Linked DNA regions of Homo sapiens: region 1 is linked to region 2. The links are chromatin loops, found by intact Hi-C in ENCODE. Cell type or tissue: heart right ventricle. All regions are shown on one strand. Each heading gives the region's core, and the rest is flanking DNA. Links, peaks and the distances in the headings are about the cores only. Region 1 overlaps ZDHHC3 (zDHHC palmitoyltransferase 3). Region 2 overlaps TOPAZ1 (testis and ovary specific TOPAZ 1).

Region 1 (12,696 bases), core at 3,340-8,339, 600 kb after region 2:
CTGATACGGTGCAACGAGGACACATTGCTTCAGCAGTGCTCCTGCCCCAAATGCCTAACCTCAATCTAATCATGAGAAAAACATCAAAAACACAATCTGAAGGACAGCCTACAGAATACCTGCCCTACAATCTTCAAAAGGGTCAAAGATTGATGAAAAGATTTTGGAACCAGACAGACCTGGTGGTTACAAAACATTGTGAATGCATTAAATGTACACTTTAAAATGGCTAATTTTGTGTTACAGGAATTTCACCTCGATTTTTAAAAAGGGTCAAGGTCATGAAAGACAAAGGAAGACTGAGGAACTGTCACAAACTGGAGGAGACTAAGGAGACATCGCAAATGATGCAGTGTGGGATCCTGGAACAGAAAAGGGTGTTAATGGGACAACTGGAGAAATGTGAATAAGGTACATACATTAGTTAAGGGTATGGTGTTGCCAATGTCCAGGGTTTTATATTTGTATTATGGTTGTATAAAATGTTTACCTTTGGTGAGACTGACTGAAAGGTACATGGGAACTCTTTGTACTGTTTTTGTCACATTTTTGTAAGTCTGATTTCACAAAAAGTTTAAAAATAATCAATAATCTGAGACAAAGATTTATGCAATACAAACTTGAACACTGAATTATAATAATGCAAAGCTGGAAATGAGAAATGCCCAATAATGATGGTTAAGCAAATGATTCTATAACACTATGCAGCTAGAAAAGATGGTTTAATATGGTTTTACATGACATTAGAACATTTGTCTGAGTGGTTACTTTTGGGGATGGAATTCTAGAGGATTTGTATTTATTTCTGTAGACTTCTCACACAATCCAAGTTTTACCAATGAGCCAATGTTACTTTTATAATCAGAACAAAAATAGTTGTTTCAGAAAATGGATCTTGTTGACACAAGTCTAAAGGGACCTTCATGTGGGTCATGAGCATGTGATGCCATGCTGCTTCCTGACTGGCCCCTCGCCAGGCCTCCCTTCTTGGCACAGAAGCAGTGACCAGCTGAGATGGTTTGCTTTGGGCATTCTGCATTCTCTTCCTGGGTGATCATCTGCAGCCTGTTGAGAAAGAGGCTTTAACTTCATAGCACGAGAGCTGGGACATCACCATATGGCAGACCCGGCTACAGAGGAAACACCCAAAAATGACAGACTGGCTGCATCCACACTGACTTGGACTCAAAGCCATGACCATAGGTTTTTATGGCCTCCTTGTGAGGAGGTGGGTATGAGTATTGATGATTGGCAGATGGGGAAGAAACAGAAGTTCCAAGAGGCCATGACGGTGGCCAAGGCTCATCTAGCTTGTTATGTATCAGAACTGGAACCAGAACTAGTGTCTTTTTTTCTGCCCAACAGGTTTCCAGTTCTACTGCAAATCACCACTGTGCCCAGGCTGAGCTCAGTCAGAGAGAAGGGGAATGAAGCCAAGAGCCCACAGGATGATTATTTGCCATTCATGTGGCATGCTCCCAGATAGGCACTCTTGGATTATACTCAACCTCCTCACCAACCTCATAAAGTATTCCAGACAGAGCCTGGCCTGTCTACCAGAGGTCTTCAGCAGTAAAGTCGACAAACTTTCAGGGAGTGTTGACTTTTGAGTCTAGAAAGAAAATATTGCAAACAAATCCGATGTATAAAAATGGGCTGAGGGCTGCTTTTTCCTGGTAGGACTCAATTTTGAGTTTTGTGTGGATTTAAAGGGATCCTGCAGGCAAAGTTCTTAAGCTTGAGGTTTGCAGAGGAGCAGTAATAGTAGCTTCAGGCTCAAGAGAACGAACAAAAATGGTTGATGCCTGGTAAGGGGGTCATAGTCGACACCAGAAGCTCTTGCAGGGTGTGTGATGGGCCTTTTGGCCCAGGTCAGTCTGGGTGACACATGAGCTGTGATCTGTGAACAAACTCACCAACACTCCAAAATGAATGTATTAGGACTAAGGCTCCCGAGGAAGGAAGAGTCTGTGCAGAACAGACTCAGCTGAGCCCCACAGAACGAGAACAGGCTGTTCCCTGCTCCCTGTATCATCAGATGTAGAAAGCCAGAGCCTCAGGGAGCAGCCTATGCAAATGTGTCTCTTCATAGCGGGCCAGATAACACTGTCTCTCCTCATCAGAGATTTCATACCTCTATATTGTAACCCACAAGAGGAAACATTTTTCTGTTGCATTCCAGAACACATATACACACAACTCCCTAAGCTTCATAAAACAATACTTATCCTGCAATATGTAATGCATTAAACATTTTTCTTGAAAAACATGCTGGTTGCAAACCATGAATGGCTGTGACCAATGGTTTGAAAAGCACAGCTCCAACACAGCTAACATTTATAAAGCCATACCAGGGCCAGACGCTATACATTCCTATTCATCACCCTCATTTAATCCTTCCATTAACTTTGTGATTTAGATTATCATTCCCGTTTTCAGATGAAAAAACTGAGGCTTAAAGAAGTTACTGCTCAAGGTCATATTTTGGTAGTAGGTGCGGTAATAAGTAGCCAAGCAGACATTTCAACCAAAGACTGAAGCCAGGACCCAAATACTTGGTCACCAGACTATATGGCCTCAGCTGCAGAAATTCAGGGCATCCTTATGTCCGTGTTAGAGCATGTGCGGCCCCTAGAAGGCTTTTAGCGAACGTCCCTCTGCAGCGCTTGTCCTCACTCCTTGGATCAGCTTCATCGGCTCCTCCTGTGGGCCCAACAGAGCGGGATCCCTGGGGGCCACTCTGCTTTGCTACGGCAATCACACTGCTCAAGTCAGCAAGATGTTTACTTGAGGGAGAGGGTGAGAAAAAGAAGGTTCAGGTTGGGAGTACGCTGGTCAGTGGCTTGTTTCTGCTTCACTGTGAATTCTTTCTCTTCTATGAGGTGATCCTAAGCCAGATACATATTTAAAGAATACAAGAAAAAGCCACATGGGTGTTGAAACCCACACGTAGAAAGCAAAGGTCAAGACGTGTTCAGGTCATGTATCCAGGCTGCTACAATGCCCCTGGCTCTAGACTACTCACCGGCCGCCGCTCCCATCTGGAGGTCCCTTGGTTCTACTCTTTTCTCTTTCCCTTCCGGGCTGCTTCTTCACCCAAAGGGCCCTTGGTCTAGAGATGGGTTCCACTGATGAGATGCACAAGGAGTGGTGGGCAGGCTAATAATTTGGATCTGCTTCATACAGACTTTCTTTGATGTCTTGGCAGTTGTTTGTTGGGGAGGCCGCAGCTTATGAGGGAAGGCAGTCTCAGTGGCTTCTCCGCGGAGGGAACACGTGCCTGTCTCACAATCAGCACACCCCAACTGCACTATGCTGAGCCCAGCAGCACACAAGACCCATATCACCAGCAGGCATCAGGGACCACCTGAGGGGGGACTCCTGCTAGCCCCAACTGGATTCTCAAACTTGATAGTCAGAATCACCTGGAGGGCTGTTAAGACACGGGCTGCTGGGCCCCGCTCGGTTTCTGGTTCGGTAGCCTGGGGTGGGGACCGAGAATGTGCATTTCTAACAAGTTCTCAGGTGATGCTGATGTTGACGTTGCTGGTCTGGCAACCTCAAGAACACCTTTGAGGAGGATTCTAGCAAAATCTTTCTCTTTTCACATTTCTTTGATATCTAAGGGCACCTTCTAGGTGGGGCGCCTTCCCCTCTACTGGCTGGCTCACCCTTTAAGCTGATGCACTGCAAGTCTTGAAAAGAGAGAAATTTAAAACCCATTAGCCTGGCTGAGAAAGCCCATCCCAGCCCACCCGGAGAGGAGTTTCTGTGTAATGCCAACCTCACATACATGTTTAAAATGTTTGTTTTTTTTTTTTGAGACGGAGTCTCACTCTGTCGCCCAGGCTGGAGTGCAGTGGTGCGATCTTGGCTCACTGCAAGCTCCACTTCCCGGGTTCACGCCATTCTCCTGCCTCAGCCTCCCAAGTAGCTGGGACTACAGACGCCTGCCACCACGCCCAGCTAATTTTTTTATATTTTTAGTAGAGACAGGGTTTCACCGTGTTAGCCAGGATGATCTCGATCTCTTGACCTCGTGATCTGCCCGCCTCGGCCTCCCAAAGTGCTGGGATTACAGGCGTGAGGGATGTCCACAGTGAGAAGTGTCCGCGCCCGGCTTAAAATGTTTGTTAATTTACCTCACCTAAACGGTTTCTGCATTAGGGGACGGTGGATTCTAACTATTTAAGTGGCCTAGCCAGATGAGCAAAAGCTAATACTTGGGGCTTTTTCAAGAAGTACAGGGCTGGGCCCAGTGGCTCACGCCTGTAATCCCAGGACTTTGGGAGGCTAAGGCAGGAAAATTGCTGGAGGCCGGGCATTTGAGACTAGCTAGGGCAACACAGTGAGACCCTGACTCTATTAAAAAACAAAAAAATTAGCCAGGCATGGTAGTACGTGCCTGTAGCCCTGGATATTCAGGAGGCCAAGGCACAAGAATCACTTGAGCCCAGGAGTTCAAGGCTGCAGTGAGCTCTAATTGTGCCACTGCATTCCAGCCTGGGTGACAGAGCAAGACCTTGTCTCAAACAAAAAAGAGGAAGTACAGTATGAAGAAGACAAAATGGTGGGACTAAAAGGAGATTTAGCACATGCACTTCTACCCAAATGTGTTTTGTGTACATGATATTACCAAGCCCATGCAAATATGCATAGATTATAGATTTGCTTGGATCTAAGCCTTTTGCATATTCAGTCTAGTTGCTATGAACACAAACCTGACAGAGTTGACAGAAGGAAAGCAAGCTGGGGATCACAATCCAACAAGCCACATCTTTATTTTTCACTTCCACTCCCCAGAGCCCAGGCTCTGAAAGACTGTGGCTACGACTGGTTCAATTTCCCATGAGTGCACCAAACAGTACTATCAGAACTCCTGTGACCAAGCCAAAAGTTGGGGCTGACTTTGTGTAGAAAGATGTCCTCTTTCATTACATCCGGAAATACTGAGGAGAGCTCAGGGATGCTTTCCCTTCCTGTCCTGTGTGGAAGCCAGGCTGGGAACCAATCACTACCCTGCAAATGATGGCTACATTCCTCAGTCATTGTGCTCTTGGCAAAATATCAGTCTGAACAAAAATGAAATAGGAAAAATGCCAGGAACCTTGGGGTATTCCTATCTTCTGAGAGCAACTGGTTTGAGAGCTCAGAAACATTGACTCTTTCTAGCCAAGGCCTATACAAAACCAGAGGCAGAATCCTATAGGATATCTGAAGGAACCCCACTCTATTGGAAAGATAAGCATAGTATGCACAGCTTTAAAGGAGGAGTTTCTATTTTTAGGACTAAAAAAAAGTCAGTGCATCTTCAGCACTATCTACTGCATTCCTGAGAAATGCCAGGGGAAAAGAGCTAACCTGGCTCACTTTAAAAAATGCCCTGGAAGATGGAGTATTACCAATCTCTTCCCCCTAGGGGAGGGCCAGAGCTGTAGCCCTGCTCTAGTTATTTAATACAATAACACTTCTTTCATACACCTAACTGAGCTGTATGTTATGAAAAAATTTTAAAAAAGCATATGGAAAACAAATGCTATCAACTTGATCTAAAACAGCATTCTTTTCTTTTTAATCTTAGCATCTCAGCCTCGCCCGTATCGCATGAATAGCACCGTAGACACGAGGTAAAGTTAACTGACTCAGGAAAGCTCTTAGGAGAGCCCATCAGCACAAAGGAATTGATTCAGGCTGCAGAAAGCAAAGGAAAGAGGCCTGGTGGGGCAAGCTGGTTCAAGAGAGGGACCATAAATGCATTTTAAAACAAAAAAAATAAAGTATCCTCATTCAAGAGACAGAGCAATGAAACAAACACCCAACCAGAGAAAACTCAAGTAGATTGTGGATAGTCGGCCTCCCACTAAGGGTAACACCTCAAGAGAGAGCTAAATCAGAACAGGTTTTGGAAAAATTTTATTGCATTTTGTTTCCATGTGGAAGCACTGACAGAATTGAAAAGTGGCAGCATGTTCCACTTACTTTTCTGAAAAATCACATGGCTAGATTAACTTTCGCCCTACCCAGGACAGGATTGAATAAACCTTAACTCCTACCCCCACCCCAAGCAAAAGCTAAAAAAGGGGGTTTCTGGCAATTGCTTAAAAAACAAATCAATGTGTGAGAATTCCCCGATGGTCAATAATCATATTTGTTATTTTTGCACTTGGAGGGCACTCCCTACCTCCTTCACCTCTATCCACCATCACCACCTCCTTCAAACAAGACTGACACAGGAAGTGCCTCTCAAATGGAAAATCTATTCTGTCCCAGTGCCACAGGCTTAGGTGTGTCTGTGGATTCTGGCCAATGGGATGGCCATATGTCAACTTTGAAAGGGTGGGGACTGTGAGGTAACCCCAGCATCATGGTCATCTCCATGCCAGGACAACAGTCTCCCAGGTTAAAATATAGATAAGACACAGGTACGTGCACATTTATGGGGGTTAACTATCAGAAAGTGAATCCACTTTGAGGTTTATAAAATGAGAAGGGGATGATGGTGGGGCTGTATGTGTTGGGCACTGGTGCCTATTGCAGTCAGAATTCACACTGCTTAATTGACATCTTGCTGGGGAAGAGAGGGAGATGGGGTGGTGAGAGAGGAAGCAGATGAAACAAAGGAAAACGTAGCTTGCCTGAAATTGTGTAATTTTTTTTCCTCTTGATTGTATAAGGCATTTTGAACTGGAAAAACGTCTTTCCTACACACTCTTCCAAATAATCACAGGGAATATAATTGCTGATTCAGAATACAAATAAGACCTCTTTCATCTTTCTCCCCACTCCCCCGCAAAATCATTCTACACACCCCAAGCCCATAAAGTACAAGGCAGGCAATTGCTTTGCGAGTTAGCAGGCAAACCGTGTCCACTTGGGGGATGAGGTCGCTGTGCCAAGGTCCCTTCTGATCCTGCCCTTCTCAGGCCTCAAGGGGTAAGCATCCATCTTCGGTGAGGTTTTATGTCCCATCGGGGAGCCCGCCACTGCCTCCTGGGCAGTGGGAGGTCAGGGCCCTCCTGGCTTTCCCATGCATCCCCCACCAGGTGTCCAGACTATTCCATCCACGCACAGCGTCATGTCTCACTCAGTTAGTAGAATGGGCACAGCGCGAGACAGCGCCCTCTACATTAGTCATGCCAGACAGACAGCAGAGAGAAACCAGAGGCCAGAGAAGTGATTTTAAAAGGAAAAGAGAGCAGCTTCGGTCACCAAAAGAAATCGAAAGGATGGTTTTTAAAAAATAAAATGTGGGGACTTTTTTTTTTCTCTGCAATGCTCAGCCATTTTACTTGAGACATAAAAAAAGTTTTAAGAGTAGTTGTTTTGCTTTTTCGATTTAAACATTCATGAGAACGGATGGGACGGTAGTGCTGTGGTGTGGACTTGTGTCTGAGTGGCCATGCCGGTCGGGGTCCTTCAGACCACATACTGGTACGGGTCTGCCTTCCCTTGGTCTGGCGTGGCAAAGGGGCTGGCCCAGCCTAGAGAGAAGGGGTGGCCAAAAACGGCTTTCATGTTCATCCATTTTGTTTTTTTAGCCCATCTTCTCTCTTCCTTTTTCAATTGTTCTATTCCCTGAAAACAAGAACAATCATACTTTCAGTCAAGCACTGCATTGCTGTGGTTTCTGGGGAGGGATGTCCGCAGCGACAGGTGAATGGAGTAAATGTTTCCTTTTTAAAGCAACAAAGCTATCTACCTAATATATCTTTCTCATAAAAAGTGTTACTAAAAAAATTTCTCCTTTTTTTGGTGGGCACTCATTCACAAGTCCCTCCAAGAAGGGAGGGAAAAAGAAGCACTATCAGCAGCGCAGAAACTGCTGCTTGTAAGTATGCCAGGCCGGGGTGTGTCGCTAAGATAAGGAGCGCGTCTCTCCAGCCCTGGCCCCTTGTTGAGCTCTGCAGAGGCACTCTTCAGAAACTCTGTGCTGGGCTGTGGATGGAGTACTATGAAGGCTTTGGCGTGAGAGGCCTCAGAGCTGTTGGGGAGCTCGCAATCATCATAACCAATGATGGCCATTAATTTGGGATAGGTTCCTAGGAAGTTTGAAGCTACCATGACCACCTTGCAGACAAAAAAAAAGTAACAAATCAAATGACTGCTCTGGCGTTGTGTGTCTCACCAGCCTGGGGGATCAAGCAGCACCCCGCTTAGTGGGCCTGGTGAGACACAAACTGAGAAGGTTGAATAGGAGTGACAGACCACGAATGAGGGGAGAAGTCACCAGAGGAGGAAGGAGGAGGGATTAGTACAGGTTAGAGGGTGGCATGGCCAGGCCAGCCAGCATGGCATGGCAAAGGTCCTCCTAGTGGCTCCTTTGGGGAGAAGCATGGCGCAGACCTATGCAGCAGCTGTCACGGAGCCAGCGCTGCTTCCCCTGCTAAGTCTCAGGAAAAAACTGGGGCTGGGGAAAGAGCTGCTTCCTCCCTCTCTCTCTTCTTCAGATGGAGCTGGTCAAAGGGCAGGGCTTGAGAACGGGGCCCCTGCCCAGAGGGAAAGGACAGGAGCAGCCTGGCAGAAGCCTGGCCAGGGGTCTGTCTGCTGTGGTCTCTAGTAAAGGGGTGCTGGGAGGACAGCTGAGTCTGGGTCTTTCTTCACAGCCTAGGGACCTGGGAAGGGCACAGGCCAAAGGGAAGACACCCCTTCCCAGGTGGGGCAGGGCCCTCCAGCTTTCTCCTTTCCTTCCAACACAATTCTCTTTAGGAATGGTCTTCTCAGGGAAGAACGGCTAGGACTGGGGCCGTGAGAGCTTGCCTTCTGGCTCCCCCAGACCGTGGCCCGGCAGTATCCCAATGGCAGACTGGTCCTGAAAGAATCCCCATCGGGTTCCCCGTATATCTTACGTAGAGAAGTTGGTCACGGTTACTGCTTGGATACAGGGCTGGATCTATACCATTGGCTACTAGTTTTACAGAAACTCTTTTGCAATGACATCATTTCTTATAAAAGAAAAAAAGTTGCCAAAAGCCCCGCAACCTTCTAAAAGTTGCCGGAAGACCCGAATAATGGTGCTCTGGCAGTGGGCAGCACTGTCCCTTCTTTTCTTTGCACGTCCTCCTCTAAGCCCACAGGGGAAGGCGCCCAGCAGCAGTGGGAGGATGTTGTCATCCTATGAGCCCGCTTCTAATGCTGACTACCCTGAGGCCCAAACCTTCACCCAGAGCCCTAGACCACTGGTGAAAGCTGACCCTGAGGTGGCCTCAGGACACCAGGAATCGTACCGGGATGGCTCTCAACCTCATGGCTCTGCTTGTTCCTCACACCCAGAGCTAAGTGCCACCCCTTCTTCCTATGTAAATCCCCAGAGAAATGCCCATATTGCAGCCAGGGATTGACCACCTTGAGGTTTTCAGACACCTTAGGAAGGTCAGGAGACAGCAGTAGGGGCACCAAGGGAGTAGGCCCCAGTCTGGCACAGCCAGCAGCCTCAAAGCTTCCAGCGAAGATGCTGTGGGTAGATGGGAGGTGATGGTAGGGGTGAGGAGAAGGCAGCGGATGAGGACCAGGGCTGGGCCAGACAGAGATGACCCAGAGGCCAGGTAAAAGCCTGCTGCCCTGGGGGCTCAAGGCAGACCTGTCTCCTGACTCTGCCCTCAGGACCCAGGCATGGCTGGCAAGCTGACCTGCCTGTCCCAGCTGGGTTAGGGCACCCTGTCAACCACTCTATTTCAAGCCTGTGGCCCCCAGATGGGAAGGGTGCCCTCAGTGCCTAGTGGAGTGTCTAATGCAGTACAGTATAAAGGAAGACCTGCCATGGGGGGGATGGAAGGAAATGTGGTAAAGGCAGCCTTTCAGCCACGGCTGCTGGGCCGCACTCCTGGTGTGATCTGCTATGGCTGCCCCAAGGCTGGAGGACTTGTGTGTGGATGAAGATGACCCAAGTGTAACTGCAAACAAAGAACTGTGCCCTGCACACCAGGGGCCTGACCACTGGGCTCCAGTCTGACTGTGAGCAGCTCTCCCAGCAACACTGACCCTGGGTCCTCCCCATCCCCAGGTGTGGAAATGGTGGGCAGAGCCACCTGCTTACCGTCTCATCTGTGCAGATGGAGTGCACCTGGGTCCCAAACATCACTGATGTGAAAATGAGGAAGAGCAGGCCCTCAAAGCACAGCAGGATAAGGAGAATCACTGTGGTGGGTGGAGAGAAGGAGCTGCACTCTGAAAGAGAAGCAGCACACAGGGATTGGTACTGTCACCCACTGCCTGCTGCCCAGGCTCACTGCCCCACTAGGCGCCCACTCTGCCTCCTGCTTGCAGGCCTTCATTCCTCCTGGGTGCCATAGGTCTCTGGCCTCCAGGCTACGGTGAGAATCATCCTGGCCCACACTGGCTATCTCTCAATCCCTCAGGGAGGCCTCCTCAACAGGCCAGGCCCCAGCCAGGGCTTCCCTTCCCTAACACAAATCATTCCTTGTTCACTGCCCCCAGTGCCAAGCACAGTGCCTGACACATGGAAGGGCCCAGGAAGGCCTCTGAAGTGAGGCATGAACGCCTGACGACACCACAGGGGACCCTGCTCTCCTCAGAGAGCACAATGCAGGTACACAGGTGGAGAGGCCTGTCCAGTCCTGCTATGGCCATAGGTTTTCTGGGCATTCCTGTATGACGTGCTGCCCCTCTGTGCCCCATCAGCTCACAGGCAGCTGTGGAGGATCACTTGGTGGCTTTGGGATTTTAAGCTTGGCAGGGGCAGCTGAACTACTGGGTCTCAGCCTTGACCACAGTGTGAGGTAATGCACTGCCCCCGCTCCCAGGGACATTTGCAGCACCGAGGCCAACAGTGCCAAAGGCCAGGGAGTCGACCAAAGAGGCATGGGCCCAGAGTAGGCACTTTCACTGTCCTGGCCTCCAGCCCCGGGGACCTGAGGCCAGTCCTGCCATCTTCAGGCCTCCACCCACTGCACTGTGAAGCAGTGAGATTTGACTAGAGGTATGGTTTGCTTTTAAGCAGAATCTTTTGTCTGAACAAAGTCTAAGTCAGAAACCCAGCGCATGGAAGAGAAAGGCAAAGGTGCTGTGGAGATGGTGGGGGTGAGCAGGGAGGGGAAGGCCCTGAAGCAAGGTGGCCTGGGAAATGCCAGGCCTGGAAGATGGTGCTGACAGACAGGCTAGGCCCCTTGGTTGGCACTCTTCACCTAAGGACTTCTGTGCCTCAGTGCAGCGGCCCATGCTGGCTGAGCCTGGGCTGTGGTTTATTTCTCGTTGCTTCCATACTTGTGCCTGTTTCCCTGGCTGGAAAGATCAGATCCTGGAGGGCAGAGTCGGGCTTCATTAATTCTGGGAATTAAGGGAGTAAGCACTCCATCCAAGCTGTCCTGCTGGCTCCCCCACGGGAATGTCAGGAGGGGCAAGGGAGGTCAAATGTGGGAATGAGCTTGGAAAGATACCAAGCACCATGTGGGTGACAGGTAAGAAACATCTCATCCACAATGCATATCTCCTCAGGTTTCCCTGGGAACTTATCGATGCCTCAGAATGATTTCTCTTCTTGGCTCCTTGTGGGGCAGGGCTTGGTTGGGGTGGCCACCAGCCTGATGGCCTGGCCGTGGGTGGCTACAAGTATGGGTGGCCTTGGGCTGGGCAGGGTATTGGGGAGAATGAGAGGCTCTGACATCTGGCAGACACCACGAGGTACAAATCCTGGCACCAATTCCTGATCATGAGCTCTAACTACAAGGCCCATACTAATATTCTGTTCCAGCCCCTGTGTCTTTCCTGTCCTTTGCATTGTGGAATTACCTGTTTCTTTCTGTACTGGTTTGATAGGTGCCTCTCCCACTACACTTCAAACTCCAGGAGCGGGGAGACTTTGTTTTGCTTACTGCTGTACAACCAGCCTTGGGACAGTGCCTGACAACAAAAGGATCTGGGCAAGAGGTTTGGGCTTTCTGAGATTTTGTTTTCCTTTCTGTACAGGGGAATACTTAAGAATTCATGAAAGAACATCTGCACAGTTCGGCCTTGGCCTGGCAGGAGCACATGGGGGTGCCTGCTGGACAAAGCACCTCCTTCTTACCTACCTCTGCTGCCCTGGAGCTGGTGGAAGAGCCCAGGGCCATGGCCTATTCTCCCTCCTTGCAAAGCAGCAAGCATCATTCCTCTGTAGGCTGGGCCCCAGGAATTACCAATGGAGTTTGGGGAGGTAGGAATCAGATCAGGGAGTGTGGAACCACCTCCCTACCCTTCTTTAAATATCAACTCAAAGTGCCCTAATCCTGGGGGACAGCCCTCTGCCCCCACTCACACCAGCTCCTATGGCCCAACAGCTCCACCAGGGCTGAGCAGTGAGGGCAGTAATGGTCATATACAGTCAACTCTCAGGCCTCAACTTTGGGTACTGACCTGTGCCTTCCCAGCCTAGCTGCCATAGAAGCTGGGTGCCTGAAGCTCACTCCATCAGGAATTTTGACCACAGTTAATCAAGAGCATGGCTGGGAGGACCCTGACCACTGGAGTCAACCAGACAGGGCTAAAAATCTTGCTCCAGACCTAGGCTTGAACTACAGACCCTCTTGTTAGCTGAGTGATCCTGGAAACTTGTTCATCCTCTGTGAGCCACAGCTTTTGTCATCTGCAAAGTGGGAAGCATCTCTCCTACCTTGCAGGCTTGTTATAAGGGCGAAACAATGCACTGCTCAAAAAGCCCTTTGGGCCATTCCTGGCTCCCAGTAGGCATTAATGCAATGGTGC
Region 2 (12,696 bases), core at 4,233-9,232:
CTCATCCAAATATTTGTGAAATCACAGATTTACTGTGATTTTTGTATTTAATGTGATCTTTATAATTTTTTAAAATACAATTATTAAAATTCTAATGTAACACCTAAAATTTTCAGGTACCATCAGTGATGTGTATATCACACTTAGGAAATATCACACTGTATAATAATGTCCTTTTTATATTGCAGTAGTTTTACATATTAAAGATACTAGTCCTTGATCTGTTGGGTATTTACAAATATTTTTCCTAGCTTTTCATTTTTCTTTAACTTTATGATGTTTTTTGCATTTTTTGTTTTCTTTTGCCTACTGACATTTTTTCTACTTAATATAAACTGCTGCTTTTTAAATATTTAATAATTTTTGTTTTGTATCATGCTTTTAGGCAGTCCTTAGTCATCTCAAAGTTACGTATTCATCCATATGTTCTTCAATTTTTTCATTTGTTGTTAGTTTTAAATTTTGGTATTAGATGGGAAGTTAATTTTATTTATTTCCCCAAAATGTTTTCCCATTTCATCCTTTACTCACTTACTTGAAATGCCATTTTTATCATATATTAGAATCTTGAATCTGTTGGGTCTGTTTCTGCACCTTTCTCCCAAGCATCTCTGTGTTTCTATGCTAGCACGATGCTCTTTTTATTTAATATAATCTTAGAATATGTGATATTTGTCTATCCTCTCTCCACTTGTCTCCATTTGTCTATCCACTCTCACTCCTCTTCTAAATTATTCTTTGCTATGCTTGTTTATTCTTTGAATGAATTTCAGAATTACTAAATCAGGTTTTAATACAGTTCTGTAGGAAATTTGATTGGGATTATATCAAATGTATACCTTGGCTGGGCTTGGTGGCTCACGCCTGTAATCCCAGCACTTTGGGAGGCCGAGGCCGGTGGATCACTTGAGGTCAGGAGTTCGAGACCAGCCTGGCCAATGTGGTGAAACCCTGTCGCTAAGAAAAATACAAAAATTAGCCTAGCATTGTGGCAGGCTCTGGTAATCCCAGCTACTCAGGAGGCTGAGGCACAAGAATCATTTAAACCCGGGAAGCAGAGGTTGCAGTGAGCCAAGATCGCGGCACTGCACTTCAGCCTGGGCAAGAGAGCAAGACTCGGTCTCAAAAAAATAAATAAAAATAAATGTATACCTTAGGGGAAAAATAGGTATCTTTAGATACTCCCCCATTTTAGTATTTACTGTTGGAAAAGATAATTATTTGTTTGATAGTCTCACTGACTAGCTTGGAAATTCATTTAATAGTTTTATGTTCCCAGTGTGTATATTCAAAATCTTGTGTGAGTAATGACTGAATGTGCATATGTCAGAAGGTAAGTGGATAAAAACAGGCTATTATGGAAAATATGCTCTCCCTTTGATTCTGAGATTTTAGACAAATAGAAAATATTTCCCAAATATGAAATAGAGAAAAACATGAAGATGAATGCTATAACAACTTTTACTGCTATAAAACTAGTATTAAGCCCACTAGTAAACTGTTTCTTATTCTTGGGAATTTAATTCTCATGAGTTCTCATAAAATATTCATAAAAGTATTTATGTTGGTAGAATTGTGAACTAGCTAGATTAAATTTAAAGCTATTAATTTCTAAGTGACTTCTCATTTATCAGTTTCAGTCGACTTTGATACATAGAATAATTAGCTTACTCAGATTTTTTTTCTTCTTAAAAACAGAGGTTTGATTGTGTTTGGTCCACAGTCAGTATTTCACATTATTTCATGGTGCAGGGCCCCTGGGTGGGAATCCCTGTGCAGTACTTGACAGGGCCTGTGGCCCGGGGTGATGAAGCAGTATGGCTGGTCAGGCCAGGAAGGGGAGAAGGGCTGGGGGCTCCACCTACTGAGGGGCGGGCATGGTGGCTCACGCCTGTAATCCCAGCACTTTGGGAGGCCGAAGTGGGTGGATTGATCACCTGAGGTCAGGAGTTCGAGACCATCCTGGCCAACGTGGTGAAACCCTGTCTCTACTAAAAATACAAAAATTAGCTGGGCGTGGTGGCAGGCACGTGTAGTCCCAGCTACTAAGGAGGCTGAGGCAGGAGAATCACTTGAACCCGGGAGGCGGAGGTTGCAGTGAACCAGGACTGTGCCACTGCACTCCAGCCCGGGTGACAGACTGAGACTCCATCTCAAAAAAACAAAACAAAACCCTACTGAGGGCCACGGTGGGGGGTGGGGGAGTGGGGCGGGGGAGGGTTTGCATAGAGAGGGGGTCAGGCTTAGTCCCAACAACTCAGAATTCGACTTGCCTTGTACGGGCCTCAGTTTCACCACCAGGCCCCAGGGCAGGTCTGAGGATCTGAGGTCTGTTATTCTGAGGGTCCTAGGGAAATCCAGCCATTCAGAAGCCTGAGATATTTCAGCATCATGGCCAGGCCCCCTCTCCCAGGGGACTCATTTCCCAGCACCATCTCCATTATCCCTGCCCCATTCCTCGGAAAAAAAAAATATATATATGTATTTTATATATATAATATGTATATTTTATTTATATATAATATATATTTTATATAATTATATTAAATGTATACCTTTATATATAAAAATATATATATATAGTTTTCTTTTGTTAATGCTTCCTGAAGCCTTTGCGGGCACAGAAACCACAAACTGATCGGCTGACAAAAGTAGGAAGAGGAGAGGCAACCGGAAACCTTTGGGGAGCAGTTCCCCTCCATGCCCAGGTCTGTTCTCCCCAGCACAGCTCGGCCCACAACCTGGATGTGCCACCAGGGACCATTACCCTACACGTATTGGGATATAGCTTGACCCCTTCCCCCACGGCCAGGTGGCTCAATCCTGCAAAGGAACCAAGGCAAGGCGGGGAAGAACCCTGCTGCCTGATCCCATGCTGCCCCTCACAGACCGTTGGTTGATTGGCAACACTGAACAGGTTTTTAAAAAAGATGGCAACACAGAAAAAAACAAAAACCCAGACAGGGAGATGATGTGGGGAGAGAGCATGCTAGGTCAGATTTTTTTATATACCTAAACAGTTTGATAAAAATTTTAAATGAATCTCCTAAAATACCATATATACTTTCCAAAAAATGTGACCATTACCCTACCTTAAATATAAAGAATAAGTATTAAAGAAAAATGATGCAATTTTTATGAGAAAAGGTTTATATAATCTACTTTTTGTACATGGGATATATCTAACAGATAAAAAATAATTGAACTTATTCAATCAAAGTAAAATTCACTTTATAAGGAATGGTGAACGAACAGTTTTACTTTTAATGGGAATTATGTTTAACAGATGATCATACAGTCTTTGAAGATATTAAATTCATTTACATTTCTCTCTATATTAAAATGTCAGCAAATGTAGAAGCAAATTAATGAAAGTATCTGTCTAAATGAGTTAATATTCTTAAAGCACTTAGAACATTCCTAACACATAGTATAACTCTGTTAGGTCAATCAGTCAATCACATGGGCTCTAGTAATTGAAAAGCTCCTTTTTAAAGCTTTATACTGGATACTAAAAGCTTTCTTTTGTCATGATATATTTGAATTATCAACTTTTTCTTCAATACTTTTTATATTCACTGTGCTAGGAAGGCCACAAAATAAAAGGATTACTTCTACATTTAGTTCAGTTGAAAAAGAGCACCAAAATATGATTTGAATGTTACATATAGTAATGTTTCACTATGTGTATAATGATTGAGTAAATTAGGTAAATGATAAAATATTGACATTTCTAACATTTTAGTACCTCAGTGTTCTGTACTACAGTCTCCCATTGTTTTTCTCAATGTGAAAATCAGAGCAGAAATTAAGGAACTTCAGCATTATAGGTAATATTCTCTTTTTTTAAAGAGGGTCTGAGGTCTGTTGGTTTGAGGGTCGTAGGTGGGTGTGATGGGTACACAGGAGTTAATTTTATTATTATGCTTTTATAACATATATTATTCTTCTGTATACAACAACGATTTCATAATAGAAATTGTTTTTAAAATAGAAAGTGTTAAGAAAAGCTATTCGCTGGTCGGGCGCAGTGGCTCATGCCTGTAATCCCAGCACTTTGGGAGGCCAAGGTGGGCCAATCACAAGGTCAAGAGATCGAGACTGTCCTGGCTGACACAGCGAAACTCCGTCTCTACTTAACATACAAAAAATTTAGCCAGGTGTGGTGGCACGCGCCTGTAGTCCCAGCTACTCAGGAGGCTGAGGCAGGAGAATCACTTGAACCCGGGAGGCGGAGGTTGCAGTGAGCCAAGATTGCGCCACTGCACTGCACTCCAGCCTGGGTGACAGAGTGAGACTCCATCTCAAAAAAAGAAAAGAAAAGAAAAGCTATTCCCCAGTAATACCAAAAACTAATTAAATTATTTATTGTGAAATTGTTAAACTTGTCCACATAAATAATATTTTATGTTAAAGCAAATATTTGTGATAATCTGAACTTTTTTATATAAAAATAAACATTTAAAATTAGTAATTGACTAGTACACTTAGATGAAGAATTAATTAAAAATAAATATAACAAAGTGGCCATTTGTTTGCATCTTCTTCAGATGATGATCATCACTATATAAGTTATTTCTAATAAATTTGAGCCATGGTTATCTTCTCTGAGTACATATGTTTAAGTTTTGCCTGTTTCTTCAAAAGATATATTGAAACATTAGTTGTGATTATACTGTTAAGTGTCATTTTCATGGTATAAACTATTCATATTTTTTTCTTTTTGGAAGAGTCAGAGTGGATAATCAATACGCCTCTGTGGCCTTGTGATAGACTGGATGTGCTTAATCGACATAATTTACTCTGTACAATTGCACATGAAATCTTAGCCAAGAGCCTTTATAGACAGACATTTGAAGTTTTGCAGAATCTACCAGGTTTTCAAAATTCCCAAGGTATGTTTTTTAAAAGTCTATCTTAATTATCTCTTGCCCATCTGGTGTTTAACTGTTAATAAGAAATAGTTATCCACCTGTTTTGATTGAGTTTTATATTCCAGCATATTTTTTAATGAAGTAGTTTTCTGTAAAATATGTTCTCTGCAAATTGAATATACTTTCCTGATGGTTTAAAAAAATCTGAGATGCTTATCTTTGGGTTGTTTGTCAGCAGTTCCTAAGACAAGCATTTTTATCATTCCCTTTTCCCTACTTCTGTCAAGTCATCAGCAAACAATATGTTTAAATGCCCTGAGCAAGCTTTTTCTCTTATCACTGAATAAATACAGAACTTAGTTTACATTACCTAGGAACACAGGTAAACTTGAAAGAAATGGAGGAAGTGAAACAGATGCCAAGTTCAAACGCCAATGTGGGAAATGGTAGTCAGTACTCTTGAATGTTGGGTGTCCATGAGCAAAAGCTTTGGGTCAAGAATGAGCTATGTGATAGGTTCAGAGGATGACGAAAACGTTAACCTGAGGGCCTCCCCTCAGTACTTTCATCGTACTATCTATAAATTTTCATTTTTCCACTTAATTCCACTGTGCTCCTGTATTGTAATGAGCATTCTTATCTGTTTCTCCTTATACAAAGTGAGCTCAATCAGGATGGTACTATTTTCTTTACCTTGGTATTCCTGGCCCAATGGCTGCTATCTAGCAATCTCTTAATATACAATTAGTTGGTAATGAAACAAAGTAGTAATAGGGAGATTGGACAGATAGTTGTGCCAGATTTTGGAAGACCCTAAATGTCAGGCTAAAGGAATTTTCTTCTCTGTGTATAAAAAGGGATCACTAGAGTTTTGGGTCTAGGGAGTGATATAATGAAATTGGTGTTTCAGGAAAGTTCCTCTGGCAGTAGTGTTTAGGAAAAGACTAAAAGTAGAGAGATTAATTTCCTGATAAGTCCTGGATAACTAAAAGATTCTAAAGCAGTAAGGAACTACAGTCTAGCTCACAGACCCAACTGACTGAATATAGGGAATAAAAGAGAAGTCTCTAAGATGACTTCTCTTTCTTCTAAGAATAACTGAAGGAATAGAAAATCCATTAAAGGATTGTTTTAAATTTGGCAGTAAATATTTATTAGGGGATGATTTGTTTTTAGTCAAGGGATATATAAGGCTAAGGTCTGAACTGTAGATATAATACAAACAGAATTGAGAAATTATTCAAGACACTACAGATACACAGTTACATGTGGGAATCAAATACAGAGGTCTTAATGCATCCTCTGAAATTTTTGTCAAGCTTCTTTTTATCTTCTCTATTGCAAAGGAAGTTAATGGTTTTTCTTTTGTCAAATGCTTTTTCGTTTCTGACTTAGAGAATATGTAAGATAGGTTGGGCGCGGTGGCTCATGCCTGTAATCCCAGCACTTTGGGAGGCTGAGGCAGGCAGTTCACTTGAGCCCAGGAATTTGAGATCAGACGATATGGGCGTGTTCAGGGTGGTATGGCCATAGATGAGCCCAGGAATTCGAAACTAGTCTGGGCAACATGGTGAAACCCTGCCTCTGCAAAAAAACATAAAAATTAGCCAGGCCTGGTGGACCTGTAGTCCAAGCTACTTAGGAGGCTGAGGCGAGAGGATGACTTGAGCCCAGGAGGTGAAGGTTGCAGTGAGCCAAGATCATGCCACTGCACTCCAGCCTGGCTGACAGAGTGAGACCCTGTCTCAAAAAAGGAGAAGAAAAATAAAGAGAATATATAAAATGATTGCATTTTAGTGACTGTGAGTCCTATAATGGGTAAGAAAGGGTGAAGGGGAGGAGAAAGAAAAAGGAGTATGAGATGGAGGTTTGAGACACTTTAATATAAATGAATTTTATTATATCATTTTTTTTATTCCAGAAACTGTGGAAGTCTCACAATATAGCCTTCTTTTTAATAAGCTTCTAGGTTCCTGTATAGAAAGCAGTAGTCTTGGTATGTCATCCTCTGTGGCAGAATTCATGATTTCAAAGAGCATCCCTATTGATTTTTCCTTTCTCAGAAGATTAATTACTTCTTTAGGAAGGAGTCGTTTATGGCTCAAAGCCAGAGCCCACTACAAAAGTAAGTTACATTTAAAATGTTTTAATATATTGGTTTATAATTGTATTCTCTAACCCAGAATTTATAATATATAAGATTAGATATTTATATGTATTAAAAGAGCAGTAATACATATTCAAATGTAGTGGTCTCAACAGATCTGTGCTCTCTTTTGAAACCTATTGTTTCTCTTCTGTTTCCAGTTGCTTTCCTTATTTCCAATGTTTGCAATTTCCAATCTTTATTTCTTGCACAGTAGCCTGTCCGCTAGAGGGCGAGCAAAGGGAACAAATGACAGGATAGAACCAGTTTGGCATATCTTATAAATAATGCAAGCATAAAACAAGTGGGTAGAATGAAGTTTAAAGAAGATCTGTTTTTATTTATCTCTGCTATATCCCTAATTGTTATAACTAAAAATATTCAATAGCAGGTCACATCAGAAGCATAAAGGCTGTCATAACAATGCAACATAGTATATGTTTTTCACATGGCTTTTAGTAATAGAACTTTGTTAATCTACTTACAGCTGTTGTTCTCTAACAAATAAGCCTGGAAAACTAGTGCTTTCTCTAGTCCAAGCCACCTCGCAGGTATTTTAATTAGAAAGTAATTCCATGTACGTTCTAGATCTAGAAAAGCATTGTTTTTTCTGCCTTCATGCAGTAATTTGTCTTCAGCTACCATTTCTACCACTATCATGTATATAACAAATATTTGAGTGCCTACTCTGTGTCACCCCGTACCAAATGTGTCAAATATCCTAGCCACTACTACCTGAGCTGGAAGTGTTTTTCAGGTGGCCAGCTGTGATCAATGCAGCAGGTGGTAACTTTTTTTCCCCAACAAAATGGGAAAGAAAATACTAGGGTACATTACAGGTAGTAAGTTTAATTATTTGATAAAATTTTCATTTCAGTTGCATATATGCACGTATGTATACTGGGTCATTATGCAAAATGTGTTTCTTGTAGGTTATAATCAAAAGAAGTTTTGAAAGCTGAGTTTTCTTAAAAAGGGTGATCAGAAATTTAGAGGAAAGATAGAATTGTTTGTTCATAACACCTAATTTCAATTGTGTGGTTATGTTTCAACTCTTTATACTATTTACCTTCAGACTTCTAGAAACCATACACACACACATATATGTGTGTGTGTGATTTTAGTTTCTAGAATTGAAGTTAATGGGAATAATTTCATATAACTGTGCAACTGGGGGGAGATGCCATCAAAAGGTGTTTATATGCCACAGGAACAAATATAAGCTCAGACATTTAAATGAGATTTTTATAAATATTTCTATTTTTTAGTTGGAAATAAAATTTTATATTAAAGCATCTAGACTTAATCATTTACTTTAAAAATTTTTAACAACTTTATAGAAGTATAATTCAAATGCCATACAAGTCACCCATTTAAAGTATACAAGTCAGTGGTTTTACTATATCTACAGAGTTGTGTAACCATCACCATAATCAACTTTAGAATATTTTATTCATACCAGAAAGAAACCTCATATGCATTAGCAGTCACTCCTCATTCCTCCAAATCAATTCAGCCCTAGTAAGAATTACTTTTAAAGATTTTTTTAGCAGTGTGTTAAAGCAATTAATGCCTGTGTACAATACAGTACCTTTGTTATTGGAACTTTTCCTTTTATCTAATCACATATTCCTTATTTCATATGCAGTGTAACTTCTGAGACTTATGCAAGTGAGGTTACGGGATAAAGAGTATTTTTGTTTTTTAAGGAATGTACTTGAATTATAAAACCATGAATAAAAATGAGTAATTTACAGCCAAGTGAGTAATTTATAGCCACTGATCAGTCTTCAAAACATCTCATTTTCTAACAACATTGACATTAAAATTATATTGGAACTCCTTTTGGATTTATTTTCAGACATAGCTTAACCCTTGCAAGAAGAGCCTTTCAATGGTATATAATCGTGTCTAGTAGTACTTTATTTGGGACTTAACGCTGACTTTCTTCAAGGCACTGTTAAGACTTGGTGCCAGTGCCTTTGTTTTGACTTTTTTTAAACTTTTTTTGTTTTAATATTTTTATGGCTTTATTGAGATAATTTCACATATCATGAAATTAGTTCACTTAAAGTATATAATGCATTCATTTTTGGTATAGTCACAGAGTCATGCAGCCATCACCACCATTTAAGTTTAGAACATCTTCAACACCTCCAGAAAAAGAAACCTTGTACACATTAGCATTTATTCTCCATTCCCTGGTTGTCTCCTCTTCCACCCTAGTCCTAGGCAACAACTAATTTATTCTCTGTCTCCATGAATTTGCCCATTCTAGACAGATCACATAAATGGAATCATTTAATACATGTGTTTTAGTGACTGGCTTTTTTTTTTTTTTCTTGGAGACGGAGTCTCCCTCTGTCACCTAGGCTGGAGTACAGTGGCGCAATCTCGGCTCACTGCAACCTCCACCTCCCAGGTTCAAGTGATTCTCCTGCCTCAGCCTCCTGAGTAGCTGGGATTACAGGCACATATCACCATGCGCAGCTAATTTTGTATTTTTAGTAGAGATGGGGTTTCACCATGTTAGCCAGGCTGGTCTTGAACTCCCAGCCTCAGGTCATCCATCCACCTCGGCCTCCCAAAATGCTGCGATTACATGCGTGAGCCACTGCACCCAGCCATGACTGGCTTCTTATACTTAGCCTAGTGTTTTCAAATTTCAGTGTTGTAGCATGTATCAATACTTTGTTCCTTTTTATTGCTAAACAATATTCTATAAAATGGAATCTGTTTATTCATTGGTTGATGGACATTTGAGTTGTTTTCACTTTTTGGCTATTGTGAATAGTGCTACTTTGAATATTCACATAAGTTTTTATGTGTATATATGCATTCATTTCTCTTGGGAGAATTGCTGACTCATACAGTAAATCTATATTTAGCTTTTTGCCAAACTGCCAAACTGTTTCCTGAAGAAGCTGCATCATTTTATATTTATATTCCCACCAGCCGTGTACGGGATTTCCTGTTTCTTTATATCTTCACCAACACTTGTTACTGTGTTTTTTATTTTAGCTTTCCTCCTAGTGGGTGTTAAGTAATGTATCATTACAGTTTTGGTTTTCATATCCCTAATAACTAATGATGTTGAGGACCTTTTCATACAGTTATTGGTCATTCGTATATTTTCTTTTGAGAATGCCTATTAAATCTTTTGCCCTTTTTTTTTGATTGGGTTTTTTTGGTTGTAAGAGTATTCATACATACATACACATGTACATATGCATTTATATACACTCTGGATACAAATCCCTTGTCAGATATATGAATTACAAATATTTTGTCCATCCTGTGAGTTTTCTGTTACTTTCTTGATGGCTTTCCCTTGCTTTCATGCCAGACTAATCAGGAGGAGGTTGTCCAGGGACAGCAGAGTTTCCTTTCTCACGCTCCTGATTTGTTCTCCTTTGTCCTAAAAATACTGCTTTTCTCTCAGAACTGAGAAGTCAAGAGAGAGATGTTATTAGTGTATCTTTCCATTACTTTCTCCCCAAAATCAAATGTGAGTATTTTTCTTCTCACGTTTCATTTTGAGTGAAAAAAAAAATCGTATTAGTAGATTTCTAGTTAATTTTTTATTTTCTGCTTTTTAATTCTGGTAAGAAAAGTTAAATAAGAATGCATGTAAATTATACCTACCAAAAACTAGTAAAGTTAATGAGTTAACAGTTTGTTGCTCCTGGCAGTGACCTAGGGAGGTGGGAATACCTAGTGGTTAGGAATCCAAAATCTGGAGCCAGAAAGTGGGCACCCCATGCAAGCTTAGAGAGCCTGAGTGCTTACCAAAAGCCCCTCGTCTATAACATGGAAGTAATTGTACCTAATTTCAAAGGTAGCATTTTGTCAAGTTAAAATGAGGTAAAACCCATGTGTTTGTTAGCACATGTACATGGCACATAGCAGGTCTTCAAAGATTAGCCATTACCCATATTAGAAAGATTTCTTGAAGAAACTCATCCTAACAAAACAAAACATTCTAAGCAAAATTTACATACATATTTAAATTGGTTTCAGTAAAATATAATAATATAAAATTGCCTATATATAGTTTGGATGTTCTAGAAGTTTTATAGGTATTTCCCTATATATCTCTCCTAATAAGCACCTAAACAATTTAAAAGTTAAATCTCTTCTCTTGAAAAGTGAAGTTTTAAAAACATGAATTGGTGAATGTAGCTACAACACACAGATCACCTACAGGATGGAAATGTATTTTATGCCTAGTACTTAGCACAATGCCAGACATTTAGTAGCAACAGTAAATATTGCATAAACTATAATGGTACTATAAATAACTGTGCTCAAAAATAGTTATTCTGAAATTGTCTTGTGTTTACTGTGGCTTGAAATAAATGTCATTTGCCATGATAAGGCCCAAAAGTCATTTTTCAGAGTGTTTTTTTTTTAATGTTTCTCACTTTTTTTGTTTTTGTTTTTGTTGAGATGGAGTCTCACACTGTCGCCTAGGCTGGAGTACAGTGGCACAATCTCGGCTCACTGCAGCCTCTGCCTCCCAGGTTCAAGTGATTCTCCTGACTCAGCCTCCCGAGTTGCTGGGACGACAGGCACCCGCCACCACACCCAACTAATTTTTGTATTTTAGTAGGGATGGGGTTTCACCATGTTGGCCAGGCTGGTCTCAAACTACTGACCTCAAGAGATCCACCCGCCTCAGCCTCCCAAAGTGCTGGGATTACAGGCATGAGTCACCACACCCAGCCCTTCTCACTTTTTATTTAATGTTTCAAAAGCACTTTACAAAGAATAATGCCAAATATACTAGGATAAGCTATCATGTAATTTGTTAATCTACTTCTAATGTGAAGACTTATTCTGTGTAAGTAATTATCGCCTGTAGGTATTTCAGAAATCTAGGTTTTTACCTATTGGGTTTTAGTAAAGTTTGACCTATTATTTGATTTTTCAGGTGCTCTTTCCTTGGGTTGCTACCCACCATTGGAAGGAAATTTATACCGAAAACTTCTTCTAATTCCATCTTATTTATCTGAGATTGAAATGCTCTTAGCTATTGAAATCTTCATGGTATCTAATGCTAGTAGTATTCAGAGTCCTGGAACTTCTACACAGATACTGCAGATAGTTTTGAAAAGGTTGGTTGACATAACTTTAACTGCATTCTGAATGTAGATCATGACTCCCCACACCCACCCTAAGATGTAAATGTTTTATGTGTTTTTATACATACATATATATTTATGTATATATTTATATATGTACTTTATGTGTGTGTATTGCAAACTCTGATATCATTTAAACTAAGAAAGGATTAGACCTGTTTGAGGCTTAAAACCAAACAAGTTAGTAGCATTCGGTAAACACTTTAGCAACTTCAGAGATATAGTTAGATGTTCAAAGAGACGGATCCTCTTTAGGTACCAACCTTTCTTGTGTTTAGAGATCAGTACCTATAAAAATCTTTATCTCTAGTCAACTCAAAAGATCAAAGGACTAGGGTCTAAAAGGGAAATACGTGATCAGCCAAGAATACCATTGAAAATAAAGCCATCAGCCTAGTTTCTATATTTTATAATGCTATATATGCATAAATATTATAAAGTAGGTACTGTACCAGAGTGACACCCTTTCACGTAATTTTGTTTAGAATCCTAGAATTTAGGCATACAGTAGATGGTGTGCCTAAATCGTGGT

The links. A loop is a pair of places that touch in the nucleus more often than their neighbours do. Peaks named below come from ENCODE experiments on the same cell type or tissue, not always from the same donor. Only the 100,000 strongest peaks of a DNase experiment are listed, where the experiment ranks them.
Region 1: it touches region 2 in a loop (4-fold over the local background); 23 of 110 quality-filtered maps call a loop at or near these places.

What each region holds. Positions count from the first base shown.
Region 1 is chr3:44,919,273-44,931,968 of GRCh38, forward strand. It overlaps ZDHHC3 (zDHHC palmitoyltransferase 3), which reads right to left. Exons shown (of 7, transcript NM_001135179.2): 6 at 10,034-10,164; 7 at 1-7,575. The coding sequence ends at 7,417. Among named protein-coding and RNA genes, the nearest start is that of ZDHHC3, 51 kb to the right of the region's middle. In heart right ventricle, for the core only: no CTCF peak of the experiment used is centred there; no DNase peak of the experiment used is centred there; H3K27ac peaks cover 696 bases.
Region 2 is chr3:44,316,297-44,328,992 of GRCh38, forward strand. It overlaps TOPAZ1 (testis and ovary specific TOPAZ 1), which reads left to right. Exons shown (of 20, transcript NM_001145030.2): 17 at 4,731-4,895; 18 at 6,796-6,999; 19 at 11,954-12,137. LOC105377055 (a long non-coding RNA gene) reads right to left here. Exons shown (of 4, transcript XR_940782.4): 4 at 8,395-10,464. Among named protein-coding and RNA genes, the nearest start is that of TCAIM, 16 kb to the right of the region's middle. In heart right ventricle, for the core only: a CTCF peak has its summit at 7,252 (motif pointing right); a DNase peak (open chromatin) is centred at 7,255.